2 separate regions of the Homo sapiens genome follow, and region 1 is linked to region 2. Evidence: chromatin loops called from intact Hi-C (ENCODE). Cell type or tissue: CD4-positive, alpha-beta T cell. All regions are shown on one strand. Each heading gives the region's core, and the rest is flanking DNA. Links, peaks and the distances in the headings are about the cores only. Region 1 overlaps INPP4B (inositol polyphosphate-4-phosphatase type II B). Region 2 holds the start of LOC101927613 (a long non-coding RNA gene).

Region 1 (8,000 bases), core at 1-8,000, 280 kb before region 2:
CTGATTGGAGAAGCTATGATCCCAAGATAGTGTGGCGAATTCCCCTTACCTTTTATTTTTCTCTATTCTCATGGCCCCAGGAAGAAAGTGGAGTTGTACAGGAGAGTAGGTAAATAAACCCAAGCTTACTGGTTGGAGGATCAAAAAGGGAAGCCACAGGAAACAGGAAGTATGGAGGAGATTGTGGAGAGGGGGAAGCTCCAGAAAGTGACTTCTTAATATTGTTCATGAACTCTGGGCTCACCCAAAGTTGTGCATGGAAAGATCTGATACTGAAAAGTATGTAAGAGACTTTGAGAAATAATCTATGAACCAGAACACCACAAAGGTCTTGGCTGTCACCTGGATGACAAGTATGAGGAACAGGTCTGAATAACACTATAAAAATTTGGAAAACAGAAGTGAGATTGAAACCACAGGTTTCACAGGACACAAGGTTAATGCACAAATATCTGGCAATGAACAATTAGAAATTGAAATTTTAAAAATTCAGTAGATCCAAAATAAATAAAATGTTTAGGAGTGACTATAACAAAATATATGTAAGATCTTTATGCTGAAAACTATAAATACTAATAAAAAATTCAAAGAAGGTCTAAATAAATAGACATATAGACATATACTATGATAATGGATTGGAAGATGCAACTTTAAAAGCTGTCAATTCTCCTCAAAGTCATCTACAGATTTAATGTAATACCAATCAAAATTCCAGTAAGATTTCTTGCAGATATCAACAAGCTGATTTGACAAGTAACAAGGAAAGACAAAACAGTATTGGAAAAAATAAAATGAAGGAATTGAACTAACTGATTTTAAGATACATTGTAAATCTAGAGTAATTAAACTCTGGTTTTGAAATAGGACAGACAAACTGACAAATAGAAAATATAACCAATTGATTTTTGACAAAGTTACAGGCAATGGAATGAACTAAAAGTAGTCTTTTCAACAGATGGTATTGGAACAATTAAACATCCATTTGGAAAAAAAATAAACTCTGCTTAAACTTTACAAATTAAACAAAAGCAGTTAACTTAAAGTAGTTCATATACCTAAATGTAAAACATAAAAATGTAACACTTTAAAAGTGACCCAGGAAAAAATTTCTGTGAACTGGACTTAGGTTCTTAGAGTTCTTTAGTGTGACACCAAAGTCATGATCTATAAAAGAAAAACCTCAATAAAATAAAGCTTGTCAAAACTGCAAATTTGCTCTGTCAAAGACATGGTTACAATAATAAAAAGACAAGCTACTGACTTGGAGAAAACATTTGCAAATCACATATCTAACAAAGAACTTGTATCCAAAGTATATAAAGAGCTCTTAAAATTCTAAAGTTGTAAGAAAACAACCAACCCAATTAATCAATGATCCAAACACTTGAACAGATATGTTTCAAAAAAGGATATATGGATGGCAAATAGCACATCCAAAGATGTTGAACATTATTGGCCATTAAGTTTTAATTAAAATTAAAACTACTATGAGACGCCACTTTAACACCCTTACAATGGCTGGCAAGGATGAAGACTGACTGAAACTCTCATACATCTCTGTAAGGAAAAACAGCTCAGCTGCTTTTTATAAAGTTAAACACACACTTACATAAACCAGCAATCCCAATTCTAAATATTTACCCTAGAGAAATGAAAACTTAGGGTCACATAAAAACCTATACATGAGAAATTCAGCAGCTTCATTCATAATAGCCAAAAAACTGGAAACAATAGAAATATCCTTTAATGTAAATGGTTAAACAAACTTTGTTGTATCCACAACATGCAATATTAATTTGGCAATAAAAAGAAACTGTTGATACACCACCAACTTGGATGAATTGTAAAGACATTGGACTGAATGAATGAAGTTATCCCAAAAGATTATATACTATACAATTCAATTTATTCAATTTCATTCTCAAAAAGGAATAGCTATTTTGATGGACAACAGATCAGTGGTGGCCAGGGGTTGGTGTGGGTGTGAAGGGGTTTCTTTGTGGTAATGGAAAAGTTCTGTATCTGGACTGTGGATACGGACTCTGTTCATACATGTGTTAAAATTCATAGAACTGTACAACAATAAAAAGTCAATTTTACTCTATGTTAATGTATAAAATGGGATAAATGAGAAAGGACACATCCATTTTCTCCGATAATAAATCAATACCAAACAAACAAACAAAAAAATCGCACAGCCATTTAGTCTGGGCATACAGAAACCACATTATTAAAATGTTATCCTCTTCCATGTCAAGCAAATTTCTGACATTTACTTGGAATGTTGGATTAAAGTATGGATTTTATCCCATGCACTATAAATTCAAAATATCTAAAGACATTAGAAATTTCATATAGGAAAGGAAGAAATTTCACCTGAATAGTAGGAAGCATTTCATAACAGACTAGATTCTCATTCAGGAGGTGCAATATATTTACCAAGCCAGTGATGCATAAATCAGCTGGCCACCTATCATCTAAAATTATCACATTTAGACCTACAGAAAAGAAACTGTTCCTGAGACTTTTTGTTAAGTTCATTTATTTCATTTTTTTTTTTTGTATTTTTAGTTTTGAGTAAGAGAAAGAGGAAAAGAGTGCTACACCTTTTAAACACAGACTATTGGGAGAGGAAGATGATTGTGGCAAGAAAGAAATATGTTATAGGAGGTTATAGATAGATGACTGGGAATACCTGACTTCCTGTGGAAATTTTCAGAAGCAAAAAATAGATACACTTATAAGGCCAGGTGAAAACAGTCTGGATAGATAGCTAAGCATTTTTTTTTTTTTGCTTCTTCAACAAAAACTTTTTACATGAATGGTTTGTAAACATTACAAAACCAATCAAAATGCTTTTAGACACTCTGAAAACTTTCCATAGATAACAGGTATGGAGAACTGGAGTATTAAATTATTAAACAATCAGTATTAAATGCTAGTGATGTGACAATATTTAATATTCAAATTTGGAATTATATATAGAGAATTTGTATGCTTTTGGGTTTTATGTCTTTTTAATGGTAGGAAAGAATGCAAAGAAATCTCTAAAATAACAGCTAGTATTAAAAGGTCAACGTTATACAGTGTTGAACATAATTTTAGAGTGTAATGTATTTCAAACCTGTGCACCCAGAAATTCACTGAGCTTTAAATTACACAATGAGGCATGTACTCTGAAACTGAGCAATTCTTAATCCCTGTATTTTTATGCTTAATTGCATTAGGATTTGTTTTAAATGTTTGTCACTCAGTTATAAAATCCTGTGATTTTTAAATTTTTTAAATTCTCATTTACTCTGACAACACATAATAAAATCATTTTAAAATACATAAAACACCATAAAGATGTAAAATTAAGGTCAAAATTACAGAAAATACTAATTTACAAATATTTATTAAGCACTTACTAGTACTATTAAACGCTAATCCATGCACAATAATGTAACAGAACAAAATTCTCTGCCCGCATGGAACTTATATTCTAGTGATAAACAAATGTGATATGTCAAAATATGACAAGTGCCATGGAGAAAAATTAAGCAGGGTAAAAGGTGGATGAGTGCTGTGTTGGGGCTGCTACTTTGTTTTCAGTGGTTGGGAAAGGCTTTTTAATAAGATGACATTTGAACACACACCTAAAGTGTAAAGAAATGAGTCATACATCCTTCTTGGGGCAAGATTTTTGCAGAAAGAAGCAGATGATCCCAAAGCCTTGAAGTGAATCCTGGTTACCCTATTTGAGAAACAGCAAAGATGCCAATGTGGCTAAAGCTAGATAGGTGGGGAAGAAAGGACTAGAAGACCAAATCAGATGGGTATGTATTAGTTCTCCATTGCTACATAACAAATTTCCATAAACCCACTGACCTAAACTCTGACTGGACTTATTATCTCACAGTTTCTATAAATCAAAAGTCCAGTCAGAGTCCTCTGCTCAGGGCCTAACAAGGTTGAAATCAAGATATAGGCTGGAATGCAGTCTTAGAAAAATCCACGTTATAACTAATTCAGCTTGTTGGTAGAACTTATTTTCTTGTGGCTTTAAGACTGAGGTTCGCATTTTCTTGTTGGTTATCAGGATAACACTCAGTCTCAAGGCCATTCTTGCCATAAGGCCCTCCACATTGGCAGTTCACATGGTGGTTTGCCTCCTCAAGGTCAGAATTTCCATCTCCAGTCTGCTAAGACACTATTATGCATGGTTATCCCAGCCACCTGTGTATAATTACAGGCAGCATATATTCACGGTGCAACCTGTAATCAAGGGGCGGGTGTTATGTAGAGCAGCTGCACCAGGGGCTGAGAATCTTGGGGAACATCTTAGCATTCTGATTACCACAGCAATGGGGAGTGAGATGATGTAGAGCTCTATAGAAAACACTGTAAGACCTTTGCCTTTTACTTTGAGTGAGGTCAAATAATCAACAGAAGATTTTGAACTGACAAGTTTTAGACACAACTTGGGCTGCAATATGGAAAATAAACTGTAGGGGGCAGAGAGGATCATGAAGATGAGTTTGGAGAAATTAGGAGGAAGAGGAGATGTATCCGATTTTAGTTTTATTTTTAAGGTAGAGCTAATAAGATACTGTGACTGACTGGCTATAGAGAATATGAGAAAGAGGAATCAGAGACTACATGGATTTTTCCCTCAACAATAGGAAGGGTAGCATTGCAATTTCCTACATGGGGAGATGGTGAGGACAAACAGAATTTGGGGACATGGTGGGCAGCAGGCAGGAATGAGGAGCTCAGTTTAGCAGATTTTAAATTTGAGACACTTATTTAGTGTTCAATTATCATTAGGTCGTTGGATATTAGAGTCAGGAGTTCAAGGAATTGGCCAAGGCTAGAGCTATAAGAACAGTCATGCGTTGCTAGATGACAGAATATATTCTAAGAAATATGCCATTAGGCAATTTTGTCCTTGTGTGAATGTCATAGAGTGTACTTACATAAACCTAGATGATATAGTCTGCTACTCACCTAGGCTATATGGGATAGCCTTTTGCTCCTAGGCTAAAAAGCTGTACAGCACGTTACTGTACTGAATACTATGGGCAATTATAACACAATGGTTAGTACTTGTGTACCTAAACATGGAAAAGGCAGAGCAAAAATATGGTGTTATAATCTTATGGAACCACCATTGGTTGTATATGCAGTCTGTCATTGACCAAAACATCATTATGTGATGCATCGCATATAGGAATCATCAGAATACAGATGACATTAAAAGCTTTAAGACTAGATGGAAGAAAGTGAATGAAGAGTGAAGAGGAGACTTTTCATCCTAAACTGAGGTATAGGACCCTTTAACATTTATAGGTGATAGTGATGAGGAGCAACCAGCAAAAGAAACAGAGAAGAAATGACCACAGGAAAATGAAGTCTGGTGTCCCAGATAACAAGGGAAGAATAGGTTTTGAGGAGTGAGCAATTGATCCACTGGGCAGATATCCCAAGGAAGAGGAACACTGACAATTATCCTTTGGATTTAGCAATATGGAGCCATTACTGATCATGACAAATGCTGTTTAGCTGCTAAAGTAATAGGAATGAAAACCTGATGAGAATAGATTCAAAAGACAATCAGAGGAGGGAGGCAAAGTAGACATAGTTCTTACTCTGGTTCTGCTATAAAGAGGACCAGAGAAATGGGACATAAGTTAGAAAGATAAACAGGAGATTTGATGGCATTTTTTAACGCTGATACACATGATCTAGCAGAGAAAATAATTTATGATGCAAAAGAAAAATGACATAAGTGCTGGAATAATGTTCTCAAATAAGTGAGAAGAGATAGAATCTAAAACACTAGACAGAAGACGAGTTGACTTTAGAAACGAAAAGGGAGTTTTTGTATAATAACAGGAAGAAAGGTAGAGAAGGTGCAGGTAGACTAGTAAACATGGCATGGGAAATTGTCAAATTTTCCTTCTCAGGGAAATGAAAATCAGATAAATCAGCTGATAGGTTGGTAAATGTGGAGTGGGAACTTGTCAGATTCTTCTTCTCAGTGAAACAGAAACTATAAATCAGCAGAGAAAGAGGAAGAGGAGAGATATTTTAGAGCTTTTAGGAATGTGGAGGTGTAAAATAGTGGTCCCAGAAAGTGGGAGAGTGAATGAATCAGGGGAGCATAGTGGGTACAGTATTAGCAAGGGTACCTATACCCTTGCTAGGTATAACTAGGGGTCGTGTACCAAATAAAACCTGTAAGCACGGAAGTCAAGTTTCCCCAGCCTGTTCAGCTACAGCAATACAAGTGTGAAATAGGTATGCGAAACTCTGGGCTTAGCCACAGTTTTTGTTGTAATTTTTAAATCAGTGAATTAATCAGTTAATCAATTTATATTTTGCTTGTGGAATATAGCAACAGGATAGCGGGGCACAGGAGTTGAGGGTATATGCGAGGGAATCGTTTTGTGATTTCTCAGTGATGGATAAGAAAAGTGGATGTGGGGGAGGGGCTGTGTAGGACAGAGCAGGACTTCACATCAATGACTCGGGACAGTCAAAGAGCAACTGGAGGGAGTGTACTGGAAAGAGAGGTGATAGAACTCAGAAAATAGGATGCTTAAAATTGAGACTCTGGAGCATTGGGATTAATGATGAGATCTCGGAGATGACAATGAGAATGGGTACTCAAATAGGGCAGAGAAAAGCCTGAGAGGCCATTGAGCTAAGAAAAGGGCACCCCTGTGGCTACTGAATCACAAGAAGTCTGGGAGGAGTAATGCTGAACTGAGACAGAGTGCACCCCAAGTAAAAATTTTCATGAAATAAGGGGAGGTGACATCTCTAGATGATGTAAGAATTGAGGTTCATGGCCTCAGACATGGTATATCTGAGGCCATGGATTGAGGCTCATGACCTCAGATATACCATGAAGGGAGGTGACATCTCTAGGTGACCTAAGGATTGAGGCTCATGGCCTCAGGTATACCATGTCTGAGGCCATGAGGCTCAATCCAGAAGTGTTTTCAGAGGATGCCTATCCTATACCAGGTATGAAGGGCAGCCACTTGGCAGGGTTGCAGGGAAGAAAGCCAGTTTCTAGGTAAATAAAGGGGAATGATTGAGGAGAGGTCACTGGGCTGAGGATGGACCTCACGTATCAGAGTAAAGTTGGAGAGCAGAGGCTGCTAGAGCCAGAGTAGGATGTGGACAGAGAGGTAGAAGGATGATCCGCCATGCAGATGAAAGATGACCCAGGAATACAGGGATTCTGCATGGTGAAAAATCACCTGAGAATGAGTAACACTTATGACGACAATAAAGAAACTCAGTTTAGCTAGGCAAAATATGCAAGGGCAGACAGGGCAACATTAATTTTAAAATAATATAAAGATCTGAAAGTTTCCATTTCCTGATTTTAACTTGTTCTGCTCTGTAGTCTTAACTCTGCATTACTAAATCATCTGGTAATTATTTTAGAGGTCAAAATGGGACTGAATCACGATTTAAGCAGTCTATATAGAACAATAAAGATTCCTACAGGACTTTTTTTGTTAAAAGGAGGAAAAGTAATTAAAGCAAAGTTCAAAATACTCAGCTACGTGGAAACAGTATTCCGCTTTAATTCATGTTAAATAGATTCTAGAGATCAGTGGGAATAAATCAAATGTCCTGCATCCATTTATTCAACATAAAGTACACGGGAAAGCCATCTACTTTCTTCTATGAATAGCTCACTTTTAGAACATTATTTAGAGATTTCCGATTATAAGAAAATTTATCTATTAGTAGTTAAATGGCCTTTGTCATCTCTAAATAAAAGAATCCATGTAAGAAAAAGAATATATTTTGGTATTTGGCAGATAGAGGTTCTAATAGGAAGTAGAAAGACAGTAAAAACTAAAAGTTATAGAATTAAAATTTCCAATTCCAGAGAGATTGCTGTATATATTTTTGTAAATCTTTGAGAATTGATACGAAATTTGTATTTTAAATAAAAGGTTTACTTGTTTTAAATAACCCTGGATATAGCTTTT
Region 2 (13,527 bases), core at 2,478-10,477:
ACCCAGATTGAACGTGTGTCTGCCCCTCCCAGTCCACCGACTCAAATGTATCTCTTTTGGCAACACTCCCACAGACACACCCAGGAACAATACTTTGCATCCTTCAATGCAGTCAAGTTGACACTCAATATTAACCATCACAACTACTAATTTTTAAAAAACCAGTCTCACATAGGTTGATAAAATCTTGACTGTCATTTTGGTGAAAATTAAAAGACCTTTTTATTATCATTTGTTTTTTCCACAGGGAATTACTGCCAAATCCATATCATGAATTCCCCAAAAAAGTATTTAATAAGACAGCACTTAAATATAACAGAAAATATATGTTAGAGCTAAACTCACTAATAGTATAATTTACACTTCTGCAAAAGATCATAATTTAATTTTTTTATTCAATGTGGTAGAAGACCAAATTAATAATTATAAAATTCTCTACTCACTGATTTTTCTGGATGTAGCCTCTGTTATGGAAGAATAAAATATAATACTGTTTTAAAAGATACTTGAGATTAAAAAAATACTTTTGAGGAAGAAATTAATTCACAAAATTATTTCACTTGTCTAGATATGCATTTTATAAATGGAAACATTGAAGGAGAAAGGTTACATGACTTGTTAAAGTTTCTTTGTTTTTTTGTTTGTTTGTTTGTTTGTTTTTTGAGACGGAGTCTTGCTCTGTTGCCCAGGTTGGAGTGTAGTGGCGCGATCTCAGCTCACTGCAACCTCTGCCTCCCAGGTTCAATCGATTCTTCTGCCTCAGCCTCTGGAGTAGCTGGGACTACAAATGTGAGCCACCACACCTGGCTAATATTTTTGTATTTTTAGTAGAGACGGGGTTTCACCATATTGGCCAGGCTGGTCTCGAACTCCTGAACTCATGATCCTCCCGCCTCGGCCTCCCAAAGTGCTGGGATTACAGGCGTGAGCCACCACGCCTGGCTGACTTGTTAAAGTTTCTAAAGTTGATTTGTGAATGGAGAAAGAAATAGAATGTCTTTCTTGCAATGTCAATTCAATATCGAATTCAATATTTTTTTTGGTGCTCATCTTCTTTTAAGATCTGTAAGACTGAAATGTTTATGTGCGCACTGTAAAAAAGGTTCTGTCTAAAGCCTGAAAAATAATTTTTTTTTGCAAAGAGTTTCTATGTTCATTTCAAACCTTTGGCAGTATTATATCTAGAATTTTTTTTTGTTCTCTTTTTCTTTTTCTTTTTTCCTTTTTTCTTTTGATTAAGATCCTCACTTCTCACAGGGGGAAAAAGAGGAAAAGCGAAATTTTATAAAAGGGCAGTTCTGACCTAGGAAGAGGAAAGAAGGTTTTAACATAGAGGAAAGCTGAGGTATATCTTTAAAGTAGAGTAGGAGGTTCTCACTACATCATTTTGCTTTAAGTGGATGTAAAGGAAAAGTTACCAAGTGTTTTCTTGCTTGAACAAAGATAGGTATTTTCTCATGAAGCTTTGAAAGGTTTTCTAGTTGAAAAGTAATGTGAAAAACAATAACTTCTGCCACTGAATGATTGTTATAAGCCTCAGTACCTTCAATAAAAAGATGCTTCTGTTCAATTTCCAGTCACATCAAATTCTCATTACGAGAAGCTAAATCCCATCTCTCCATGAGCCAGACTGTATCAAAAGTAGCAGATTTATGCATTAAGTTTTGTAACATATGCTTACATCCCATATAGCCCAGGTCACAAAGCAAATTCTAGGACTTTTTCCCCTCAATGAATACCAGGATTGGATGCCAAGCTTCAAGGAGACCAAGAGCAGGAAAGTACTTGTGGACAAGGTGTCCTTGAAAAATAAGAAAGACATCCTATTGCTTTTTGAAAACAAAATTGTCCAGTTCCCAACAGGTTGCACAAAACCCATTTTGTGTTAAAGAAAACAAAAGATTTATAAGAGTATTATTTAGAATCTATAAGAAAAAAAAATAGAGAGATAATAAAATAAAGAGAAATAAAGAGAAAATAAAGTCCCTAGGGTAGAAAACCAAAAGGTCTTCTTAATAATTTCCACGCCATTCTCTCTTCTCATGTTACTTGCAAAATGTTAGATATTGCTATTTTTTTTTCTAAGGTGGATAAGAAAATCAGACTAAATGCCATTGTAGTTGAATTTCCCAGAATGACTGTGGAAATTGGGATACAAAGGTACAGACGTCAATAATAAATGCTAGGGTTCAACACACAAACTTAAGTCAAAACACCTCTCACCCTACCAGTAAAGAGGCCAAGGGACATGCCCCTAAGATGGCTGTGCCTTTAAAGACAGCTGTGTTTAGCAGTGAAGAGTACCTCTGCTAGGCAGAAAGATGAACACTGCTTTTACAAAGAAAATAGGTCAACTGATATGACAGAATGAAAGCAGGATTTTGTCAATTTTTTTAAGGCAGAAAAACTGACAATGAAAGGAAAAAATCAAGGTTACAAAAATGATGTGTTTTCTTATTGGCAACATGTCCACTGTCGTACTTAGAGTCCACAGTTTGCTGTGTTTGAGAGTGTTGGCTTCATTTTAAGATGTAACTAAATCCAAGTATTTAATGGAATGGTACATCCTTACCTGTGTTTCCCAAAACAGATGCAAAGGGTTCTCCAGAATAGGCAAATTGAAAAGGAATAAGGTGACAGGGCTGGAAAAGCAGCAGCAACATTTTGTAACAGAATGGTTTGAAGATTAAAATGAAATGAGGCCTATCTATAAGGCAATAGCAGTGATAGAAATAGAAAATTAGAATCCAGTTTATAGTTACACTGTAAATTACAATCATCAATTCATATATATTAGAGCCATGGAGTTGATTGCAAAAATGGCCATAATACATTTGAGTATCTCCAATCAAGAACTTGAGTCTATTTGCCCATTCTTGAATTTGGGGTGGTGTTGGGACTTGCTTTGGCTAAAGAAAGTGGCAGAAATGATATTGTCTAGCTCTGAGCATAAGCGTGAAAATAACTTGCAGTTTCTTTCTCACTTCTCCCTCTCTCTCTTTCTGAGAACCCGCCACCTCCATTTGCACAAGCCCAAGTCCAGTCTAGCCTTCCAGTGGATGAGTCATGGCACAGCTATGGCTATGGCTCTACCCAACAGTCAGCTAATCCCCCGAAGCAGAGCCTTTTCACTGACCAGCAGCTGCCCACCTACACATGGGTTAGTCCAATTGTATCAACAGAAGAACTACCCAGCTGATCCAAACCAAATTTCCAACCCACGGATTTATGAGCCAAACAAGCAGTTGTTATTTCAAGACCCTAAGTTTAGTAATGATTTCTCACACAACAAAAGATAGTAGATAGAATCCATATAGAAACTTCCCGCAAGTCAGTTAGTTATTAACCCATTTTGCTAAAACTTTACTGAATAGGAACTATGTGCAAGCACGCTAACAAAGCTTATTCATAGTCCTTTGGGGAAACAGAACTCCCTGGTGTGTAATGTGAGGCTTGCAGTTTACCTGGGGAAGCCAGGAAGGCTTGGAGCAGAGAACACCTCAGTGAGGGCTTAAAATAGATTGATGAGTGGATCAAGTGAAGTAAGGTGGGACAGTTATGTCAGGCAGAGGAAATGATAAAGGTATAAAGAAGTAAAATAGCAAGGCATAAGCAGAGAGGTACAGGAATTTATAGTAGAAAAATGTAGTGTCTTAAGGAATGGCAAAAAAAAAAAAAAAGAAAGAAAGAAAGAAAGAAAGAAAAAAAAGAAACTCAGCAGTTAATAAGAACCAGACCATGGAAGACTGGAGGCTCCCATAAATATCTTGGATTGAAGTATATTGATAAAGGCTTAGGCCAGTAGTCCTCAAACAGTAGGGTACATGAAAATGATCTGAATAGAACTTTTGAGGACTCTCTTACCCATAAATTAAGATTCAGCAAGTTTTTGATGGAGCCCAGACTTTGGGCTTTAAATTTTTAAATTTTACATTTTTAATATGGAATGTTGGAGTATCTGATGCAGGTTGTTCATGGACCACACTTTGAAAAATATTACTGTAGGGAATGGGAGGAGTCCAGTAGTGGTTTAAAAAAATGGAGTAACTCAGGCACTCTCATATTATTTTCAGGTCAGTATTTAAGACTGATTTTTCTTAAATCAGTCTCTGGTATGGACAAAATATATAAGGTTATAATATAATATGGAATATTACTTAGTCTATAGAACATATTCAAATTTCTCCAATTGTTCCACCAATGCTCTTTTTTGGATCAGGATCCAATCCAAACACACACTTCGCATTTAGTTGTCATGTTTCCTTAGCGTTCTTTAATATGAAACAGTTCCTCAGTCTTTCTTTGTGTTTTATGACCTTGACGATTTTCATGAGTACTGGCCAGGTATTCTGGATGCCCTTGCACCAATGAGCCCAGCTGATTCCCAGACTTTGGTTTCTAAATACCACTCTCCAATATAAGAAAACTATGGCTCCTTGGAGAAACAGCTGAATCCAGGGCTGAAGGAGAAAAAATAAGATGAGCCTGAAATATTTTGTGCTAGAAAATACCAAAGAGTTAAAAAGAAAGAAAGAAAGAATAGGCACATTTCAAAAAGACAAAGTAGCCAACTTGATTGGTGATCCTAAAGGTCAAATACAGAAACACTGAATAACAAAATAAATCTTGATCATAAGGGATTATAACCTGTGGAATAACGTAAGGGTTCATGTGTCTGTACTAACACAAATAAGTGAGTGAACAAATGAATGAATGAATAAGTAAAGGAGAAAAGAAAACTTTTCCTTACTATAAAACTACAACTTGTTTCTAAGTTAAGGAATTATTGAACCAGAAAATTACCATTTGGCAAACACCACAGTAATAGTTGTTTCAGGCAAGAATCATTAACGGATACTAAAATTAGTGGCAAAGGTGTGATAAATTACAGGATATTTAAATTCTCTCAAATTATTTTCCCATGAGATACTTATAGAGTACAAAGAAATATAGTGCCTTTGTAGTGAAGAAATCTGGCAAACACCACCCTCCCCAAGTGATCAAAGTTAACATTTTCAGTAATGGAATAAATTGACATCAAGAGTCTTCGGATAAGACATGTTGATAAGGTCACAACCTCACTTTCTGGTATCCTTGCCAAAAATGCAAAACTGAATTTAAATATGAGAAAACATCAGAGGAAGTGCATTGACTGTCAGAGCCTCATCGACCTAGTATAAGAGACACACCAACGTACGTACACTCATATGTGTTAGAGGCACTTTCAGTTTGGCATTCATTCAGTTCACAAAGAGATCCATTTAAAGACTTTACAACGTACGTACACTCATATGTGTTAGAGGCACTTTCAGTTTGGCCTTCATTCAGTTCACAAAGAGATCCATTTAAAGACTTTACAGAAGAAAAATGACAGGATGAAAACTGTGCCTCGAGGAGATTAAACTGGAAGCAGAAGGTAGGATACAAAATGAAGGGGGTGGAAATGAAAGCTATGGAAGGCATTGATGCCTGTAAGTGATCTATTACATTATTTCAGGCACATAGTCATAATAATCTCAACCAGAGTAATGGCCATAGAAATGGAGAAAAGGAAAGTTAACACAGAAATAATATGAAGAATAATGGCAATGATTTTTGCATTGAATGTGAAGGAGATGTAAAAGGAGGGGAAAAAAGAGTCTTATTTACTAAACAGGGCACCTGGGTGTCTATGCAGAAGGTGAGTCAATGGAAGCAGAAGGAATGTGATCCTGTACTTTCAAAGAAGGGAGTTCTGTTTCAGGCAGATATTTGAAGGTATTATTGAGATATCCTAAAGAGAATGTCTAGTAGGCAGCAGAAAAGGTGAGATTGCTATCTGGGAAAGAGGGATAACACATAGGAATGATTGCCTTTGATGTGACACTTGGTTTACAGAGAATATGTAACTTGTCCAGTGTTACAAAGCCAGTAAAAGGCACAATCAGTATTTAAACCCCACTTCTAGGTTCAGAAGTTTCTTTGGCCCATATAATGTTCTGTGTGTATTGGGACTCTCCAGGAGGTTGAAAAGAACTGTAAACCTCTATTACTATCAGTTTCTAAGTGCACAATTAGACTTATGTGCAAAGTTATAACCAGCTCATTTTTTAAAAAAGCAAAAGAATAAGTGAAGCTCTCTTTTCATCTGTGAGTTCCATTGGGCTTTATATAGAAGTAAGGACTACGTTCAGAGCCTTGTAAGGTTTTTGATAGTCACGTGATTGACTGTCAGAGCCTGGTCCATCTCAGAGACCATCCCCTCAAACGCTATCCTTTTACACATCAGGTATCTGATCCTGCACATTCAAATATTTATATGTAGGTTAGATGGGAAAGACATTGGTATAATTAATTTAATTTTCACTAGGTCTCAGCCTATTTTAAGAGCAGTCAGGAGCTAGAGTTTTCGGTCTTCATTTCCTATATAAATTGGCAAAAGTGTTGCATTCTGAATAACTATACTGTAGAAGTACATCGTCCTTTGAATAAATTCGAATCCATACACAGCAACACAACTGAGGTCAGGTCAGAGGGTGGGCAGAAGACCCATCACTTCACACACTGGGTCCGAGAGCACAGCTGCCCTGACAGGAAAGGAGGGGCAGGGCAGATGTCGCTGATCACTAACTACAACTAGTCACTCTTCCAGTAGTTCCCTCCCAGTGGGTGGTGAAAGTTGTTCTTTAGCTCATTATCTCCCCCTTCAGCCTTCCGATAAAGGAAGATGATGAAGTTAAAAGAAGCAGGGAGGCTCAGCCCCTCTGTAGAAAAGGTAGAATGAACAAGAGAAGTATCCTTCATTTTAGGTAATACATGAAAATGTTGAATAAATATATGCTGAAATAAGTAAGTTTATCTCAATAAATATTTTTTCTTATTTCTGATACCTGTAATAACAGTGAAATAGATATATACATATGGGAAAAGGTACACTTTAAAAAGCATATCTCCTACATAAACACAGCACTTTGTAAATCACCACAGCCAAAGTAATCACATTCTTAAATAAGAATGTGAGTTCATTACATACTGTAAGGAAGGTTTTTCATTATTGCTCTTTATTTACTTACGCTCCTGTAAATGAATAAGAAAAAAAGAAAACCATTTCCAATTCAAGTAGTCTCAAGGCATACTCTAGCTGCTTGCAATTAAAACACAAATTTACCTAAGACATTGCTTGGCTCAAACAATCATATTTTTCAAATAGTTCATGAGATTTGTTAATAAGAGCTGAATGCTTTGGAACAGAGCAAGGCTTCAATTAAAGGATTACAGTTCCAGAGCTAAACTGGGAGAGACTGTGAGCTCAAGGCTGAACCTTTCCCCTCTGCATTCTTTCCCTCTGATTCTAGTTTGGCTTTGATTATTCTTTCCCCTTTTCCTTTCTTTTTTTATTCTTTTTTTTTTTTCCACTTGCTGCTGGACAGAATTATAAATTACAGGGAGAAAGAGCAGTCTGATCTTACCAAGGAAGTTCTTTTTCTCAAGTCGTTTCTTTCGTTTTCAAGGTGTTTCCCAACTCTGGCCTTACTTTGTAAGACCTGAAACTTCATCACTTCTGGTAACTTACCAAGGTCCAAAGTCTGCCACAGAACTACCTGAAGGCTTGAATCACCCAGATATCGGCTTGCTGGCATGGAACTCTTCTTGTTTTTCTTCATATACAAATAGGATTTAGAAATGTTTAAGCAATAATTAAATGAAGAAATAAGGAAAAGATTTAGATATTGGACTTCATTGTTATCATCACCATTTCCTTATTCACTTTATTTTATATCATGTACATATCTAAGTATCCAAAGAAGTTAATGAAACATGAGTACTTAATGTATTTTTCCAAAAATATCCAAATTAGAACTGTGACAAGTCTCAAAATAAGGTCTCTTTGCCATCACTGATATATTGAGAGCAGAAAAAAATACATTAATAATCCTGTTAGATAATCATGGATATAATTAACAGCTACAAAGATGATATTACTTGATAGGATATATTTCAATATACAATTTAGCGCCACTCAGGATTGAAGCAGAATTGCTTCTCTGTTGGAAAAAGTATCAAATAGATATTTTTAACTTCTCAGTAGGTGATAATTTAGTAGCTCAGAGAAATATTTTATAGGCATATGGAACAAATTAGTATGGTAATTGCAAATGGATTATTAATACTGACAAGTCATAAGACTTAACCTTTTCAAATGTAACTGCTGAGACTAGAATTTAAACTAAACATTGTGATGTTTACCTAAAATGTTTTAGATAAATCAGAGATAAGATTAACAAATTACTTAAATATACTATGTAAATTTTTAGCCTGTATGAATAATAATGGGAAATAATATTTGCTACATTGCACACAATTGTACACACATACACAGTCTGTCTCTCTGCCTTACAAAAAAGTAGAAACAAAAGTTTTGGGGATAATATCAGCATCTAAGAAATATAATATAAAAATATCACATTATTGGAAACCAGTACACAAAAATGAAAAGCAAATGAATATGCAAAATATCTACCACTGCAAATAAACATGGATTTTTTTTTTTTTTGCTAAAAACAACATATTCCTCTCTATGTTGAAATATGTTTCTACCCCACAAAGGAGTGGTTTGCTTGCTTTTGCTTATTAACAGCCAACCATGTAGTGCTAAGCATGTGCCAAGTCTGTTCTAAGTGTTTCATAAATGTTAAATCACTGAATTTGCATAACAAACAAACCTATGAGGTGAACTCTGTTATCATGACTACTTTACAGAAGGGAGAAACTGGGCAAAAGAGATAGGACTGAAACTCAGGCAGTCTCTAACGGGATCTCTACCCTTGACACCGTGTATGCTGGTGATTAGCTCCTTTCTCTGCAATGTAGTTGTAAAAATTTCTCTAAGGTATAGATAACTCAAAATTGAGGATTATATTCTAAGAAGATTCATTGCAATGTAAAAGTTATCACTAACATCCAAATTCGCATTCTGATAGCTCATTGAATTTGTGCTTTCTTCCCTGAAAAGCTTTCATATAAAACAAAGGTCCGCATGAAAAATGAAGGATGCTTTCCTCTTACCACTGACAAAGAATACAGTGATTAGATACATTAAAAATTCATATATTTAACAAATGCCACCTCTCATACATAAATTTTCTGTGTGTACAAAATACATAGGTAATAAAATAAAATCAACATTATTTTTCTTCCATTCCTCCTCCAATATAATTTATTGACTTAGTTGAGTAGCTAGGTGCAAGAATCAACAAGAACCCCTCTTCCAAAAATGCAGGAAGTAGAGAATAAACACAACTAAAGAGAAAAATTAGTTTGTGCCTCCCTATTGAGAATAACAATATATACTTAAGAAGTCACATCATTTTTCTGTGTCTATGAACCAACAGAAATAAACTAACATTGCTTCTTTATGTATTTCATTTCACACTCAATAATAAAGTGAGTTTCAATGACATTAATAATATGTTCTCTTGGTAAACAACCATATCCCAAGAGCCTCATATTCTTCCTCTTTTTTTAAATCCCTGAACATTCATTTGAAAATTAACTTACAGCTCTTATTACACTTGTTCCTATAGCCACTGAAAATTTTCAGCACAATAAAAAAATTAAGTAATATTTTACTGTATTTTTTTTTCCATTGGGAAGTAATAGGGGTAACATTTCTTAAAGTGTTTTAATTGGGTAGGGAAGGAGTAAAATACAAATGGAAAGTTTGGTTGAAAAATAATTTTTAGTTAATTTGAGTGGGGAGATAATACCCTACAATTGACTATAAGCTACATGAAGGCACGATCTGACTTGATTCTGAACTTGATAAGAAATCTAACACCCAGAAGATGCTCTATAATTAAGCCATTTAAAGTATATTTAAAGAAGAATAAAAAAATTTGTTAGCAATTTTTAAACAATCTAACTCATTTTAACTGTTTTTTTCAAATAACAAAATGCTTTTACAGACCTCAGATGAACTCGGAATCATAGATTTCACCACCCATTGCATACCTGTAGCACACCCAACCCTAATGTTAATGAATTTTACTTCCCTTCTCCTTTCATGTCAAGCCTAATTTCTTTTTTGCTACATCTCATCAACCCCACTTTCACCCCTAAGACATATTAATATTTTACCCTATAAAAACCCAAAGTCTACCATCAGACCTTCTTTCTTATTCTAAGGTTGCATCTTATAATTGCCTTGCTGTTTTTCTCCCTGGCTCCCATTAAAAAGTATCCTTTCATGACCCTACCCCTACCTCATGAAATTACCCTTTCATGAGACTATCCCAAAGAATTCCAGGAGTCCTCACTCAGTCTTTTCATGTTTCTCAAAAAAAAAAAAAAAAAAAAGAGCATGGAGTGGGGCAGAAGGTGAAGAGGAAAAGAGGAAGAGGGCCTTGGCACCCCCAGAAAAGCTTCCAATCCACCCAGCTCCTGCCTTTATTTTTCTCTTCTCTTCCTCCCACTCATTTTTAATCTGGATCCCACACCTTGACTTACAACCCCAGCAACCTAGTTATCCTGAGCAATTTAAAAAAATGTTTTAAATTTGTGTAAAGATGTAAAACTTGATGTTTTGATATACATGTATACAGTGAAATGATTACTGTAGTCAAGCAAATTAACCTATCCATTAACTTCCATTTAATTTGGTTATATGAAAGAAGTCAGCTAATCATTATTCACATATACTGATTAACATTTATCCTTAAAGTAGGCCAGTAATGATTATATATAATCATAAATGCCGGAGAAACTTTGTTCTGAGTTTCACTTAATAACAATACTTTATTCTTACTACATGTCCTCAGTCTTTATAAATTCTTGCATAAGCAGCATAATTATCTCCTTGCAATAAAAAAGCAAAAAATAATTTTATTTCACATCTATCTATAGACTGGAAACATTGTCCCAAAAAATGAAAAAGTAAGTTTTGCTAACAATTATAGAATTAAATAAAATGATATTTTGAGGGTTTTGGCAAAGAATGGCAAAGAGTCAATTTGAATAAGATTATTCCAAAAGTAAACAGAGCACAAGTTATTTATTTTTTTTTGAGACCCATATTTTAGCCAATTGGTATTTTTGAAGGCTATATTGTTATTCAGTATTTAGCAGTGCCTGGTATATAGAAAGCACTCAGTAAATATTTGCAAATTAAATAAATCAGCGAATAAATGAATAAATTGCTTTTTTGGTTTGTACCAGGGTTACTAAAATAAGTTTGTGAATATTTCGCCATTTTTTTCCATTCTTCAGTTGCATATTGCTGCTCCATAGACAGCCAATGCTAAAGATTCATTTCTTGGATTGTCAGTAGTAGGTCTCATTACTTTTATCTTCTCTTTCCAAAGCCGTTTGTGTCTTTGAAGATTGCTTGTCACACTGCTCTGCTGTTGAATTCAATTAGGTCTATAAAGCTCTGTATCACTGGCATGTAAAACTATGAAATTCTGCTCAACAGCTAAAGTGCAAGGATATGATTTTACCTCAAGTTTCCTGAGAAGTGCTGAGCATTGGCACATTTGTGTCACCCACAGAAAGAACCTGAGAACAAGGTGCACCTGCAGAGAGAGCTGTGGGGTATCTACATTCCTGAATGCTTCTCCAGTAAGAAGTGAGAAGTTACACTGACACTGGTGTAGTGGTCTCTTAAGGATACTGAAGAGTTGGTGGGAAGTTGGAAAGACACCAAATACAACCACAACATTGCTTCTAACAACCACAACACTATATTTTGAAAAAAGCACAAATCAGTGAGAAATTTGCATGTTATTATTTATAGAAAATGACTTTAATTCTCAGTTTGTAGTAGGATTGGAATGGATAGAGAGAAATGAATAAGGATTTAGTGATCCGAGATTTTTCAGAAAACGGAATTTTTTATCTGGGTGAGAATGCTCCCAGATAAAAGATAATAAGTTAATGATGTCTTATTAACTCTTTGATTAGATCCTTACACTCTCAGTACCCCTCTTTAATTGTACAATGTGAGAAAAACAATAATTATCTTCCATGTTTATGAGTACCATAATTGAGATTCAGTAAGTATTCAATGAATAGCTAACAAGCATTAAATAGGTACTCAATAGATGTGAATACATATACATATATATGCTTTTATATATTATATATAAATATACAGATGTATAAATACATAAATATATATCCTTCTCTCCCCACAATTATCTTGTATGTATTACAATAGTTCTTTATAGAACTACCTGAGACTGGGTAATTTATGAAGAAGAGAGGTTAAATTGACTCATATTTCCACAGGCTACAGGAAGCATGGCTGGGAGACCTCAGGAAACTTATAATCATGGCAGAGGGGTGAAGGGGAAGCAAGGACATCTTACCATGGTGGAGCAGGGGAGAGAGAGAGAGCAAGAGCTAAGGGGGAAAGTGCCACATACCTTTAAACAACCAGATCTCGCTATCACAAGAACAGCAAGGGAGAAATCCGCCCCCATGATCCATTCACTTCCCACCGGGTCACTTACCCAACACTGGACATGAGACTTGGGTGGGGACACAGAGCCAAGCCACATCACAGCACTTTGTGCTACCCAGTTCCTTTTTTCTTTTAAAAAACCGTTCCTTCTCTTCCATACTCAAGGACCCACAACCATTTAGGTCTTGCATCCATATCAGAGACATAAAATAGTACAGCAGGAAGAGGAGAATTTTGTTCTTGAGTCAGAATATCATGGTTTTCTAGCTCAAAGAAGAAAATTCAAAAAATCAATCATATACCTGGCTCAGACATAAGTGATCTCTATTGCCTGTTTCTAAATCTTACTGTGCTAAAAAAGAGTATCTGTCAGCTTCCCACCCTCAAATTCCATTTTTAAAAACCTCCATCTATTACCTTTCGATTGGGCCATATTAGTTTGGTAAAAGGATGCAGTTGCGTGGTGGGAAATTAGCACATCATTACAGGTTCCCTGTGCTAAATCACACATTGACCAAGTTTAGCTTAAGCACAGTCACGAAAAACACCACTGAACACATTCCGCAATATTGGATTACTGCCACCATTGCCTGTTTTCCTGACTTTAATCTCTTCCTTATCAAATCTACCTTGCATTCTATTGACAGTTTACATTCTCCAATTTTCTCATATCTCTCTACTTAAAACTTCTTGGCTACTTATGTACCTATTTATTTGCATAGAATTCTATAATATACAAATTACTTTATTATATATATTCTTTTACTTGATTGCCTGAAATAAACTGATGGGGAAATATGATGTTATCCATGACAGAAGTCAAAGGGTAAAAAGTACCATTGCTAAAATTCTAACTCAAACCATTTAACTCTTGGACTGTTGCTTTCATCAATACCAAAAGCCTTAATAAGACTTTCAAGACATTACAAAATTTGGACTCACCATTTCCAACATTATATCCAGCTGTTTCCAGCTAAGTTTTCCACTCCAGTAAAGCTAGTCTTCCACAGTTACAAACTCATGGAGGGAACTGGTTTCCTCCTCTGTACTCTGCAATCTCAACATGGTGTATTCTTCAGCCTCCTTAT

What was found. Peaks named below come from ENCODE experiments on the same cell type or tissue, not always from the same donor. Only the 100,000 strongest peaks of a DNase experiment are listed, where the experiment ranks them.
Region 1: a loop joins it to region 2, with 3.0 times the contacts of the local background. A loop is called at or near these places in 4 of 110 quality-filtered maps.

Annotation. Positions count from the first base shown.
Region 1 is chr4:142,278,559-142,286,558 of GRCh38, forward strand. The region is part of intron 9 of INPP4B (inositol polyphosphate-4-phosphatase type II B); the gene reads right to left. Among named protein-coding and RNA genes, the nearest start is that of INPP4B, 560 kb to the right of the region's middle. In CD4-positive, alpha-beta T cell, for the core only: CTCF peaks have their summits at 4,467 (motif pointing right) and 4,683; a DNase peak (open chromatin) is centred at 4,493; H3K27ac peaks cover 1,137 bases.
Region 2 is chr4:142,560,775-142,574,301 of GRCh38, forward strand. All of the region lies in intron 2 of INPP4B (inositol polyphosphate-4-phosphatase type II B), which reads right to left. LOC101927613 (a long non-coding RNA gene) reads left to right here and starts at 1,134. Exons shown (of 3, transcript XR_007058285.1): 1 at 1,134-5,416. In CD4-positive, alpha-beta T cell, for the core only: a CTCF peak has its summit at 6,628; DNase peaks (open chromatin) are centred at 5,187, 6,207, 6,647 and 7,507; H3K4me3 peaks cover 4,505 bases; H3K27ac peaks cover 6,090 bases.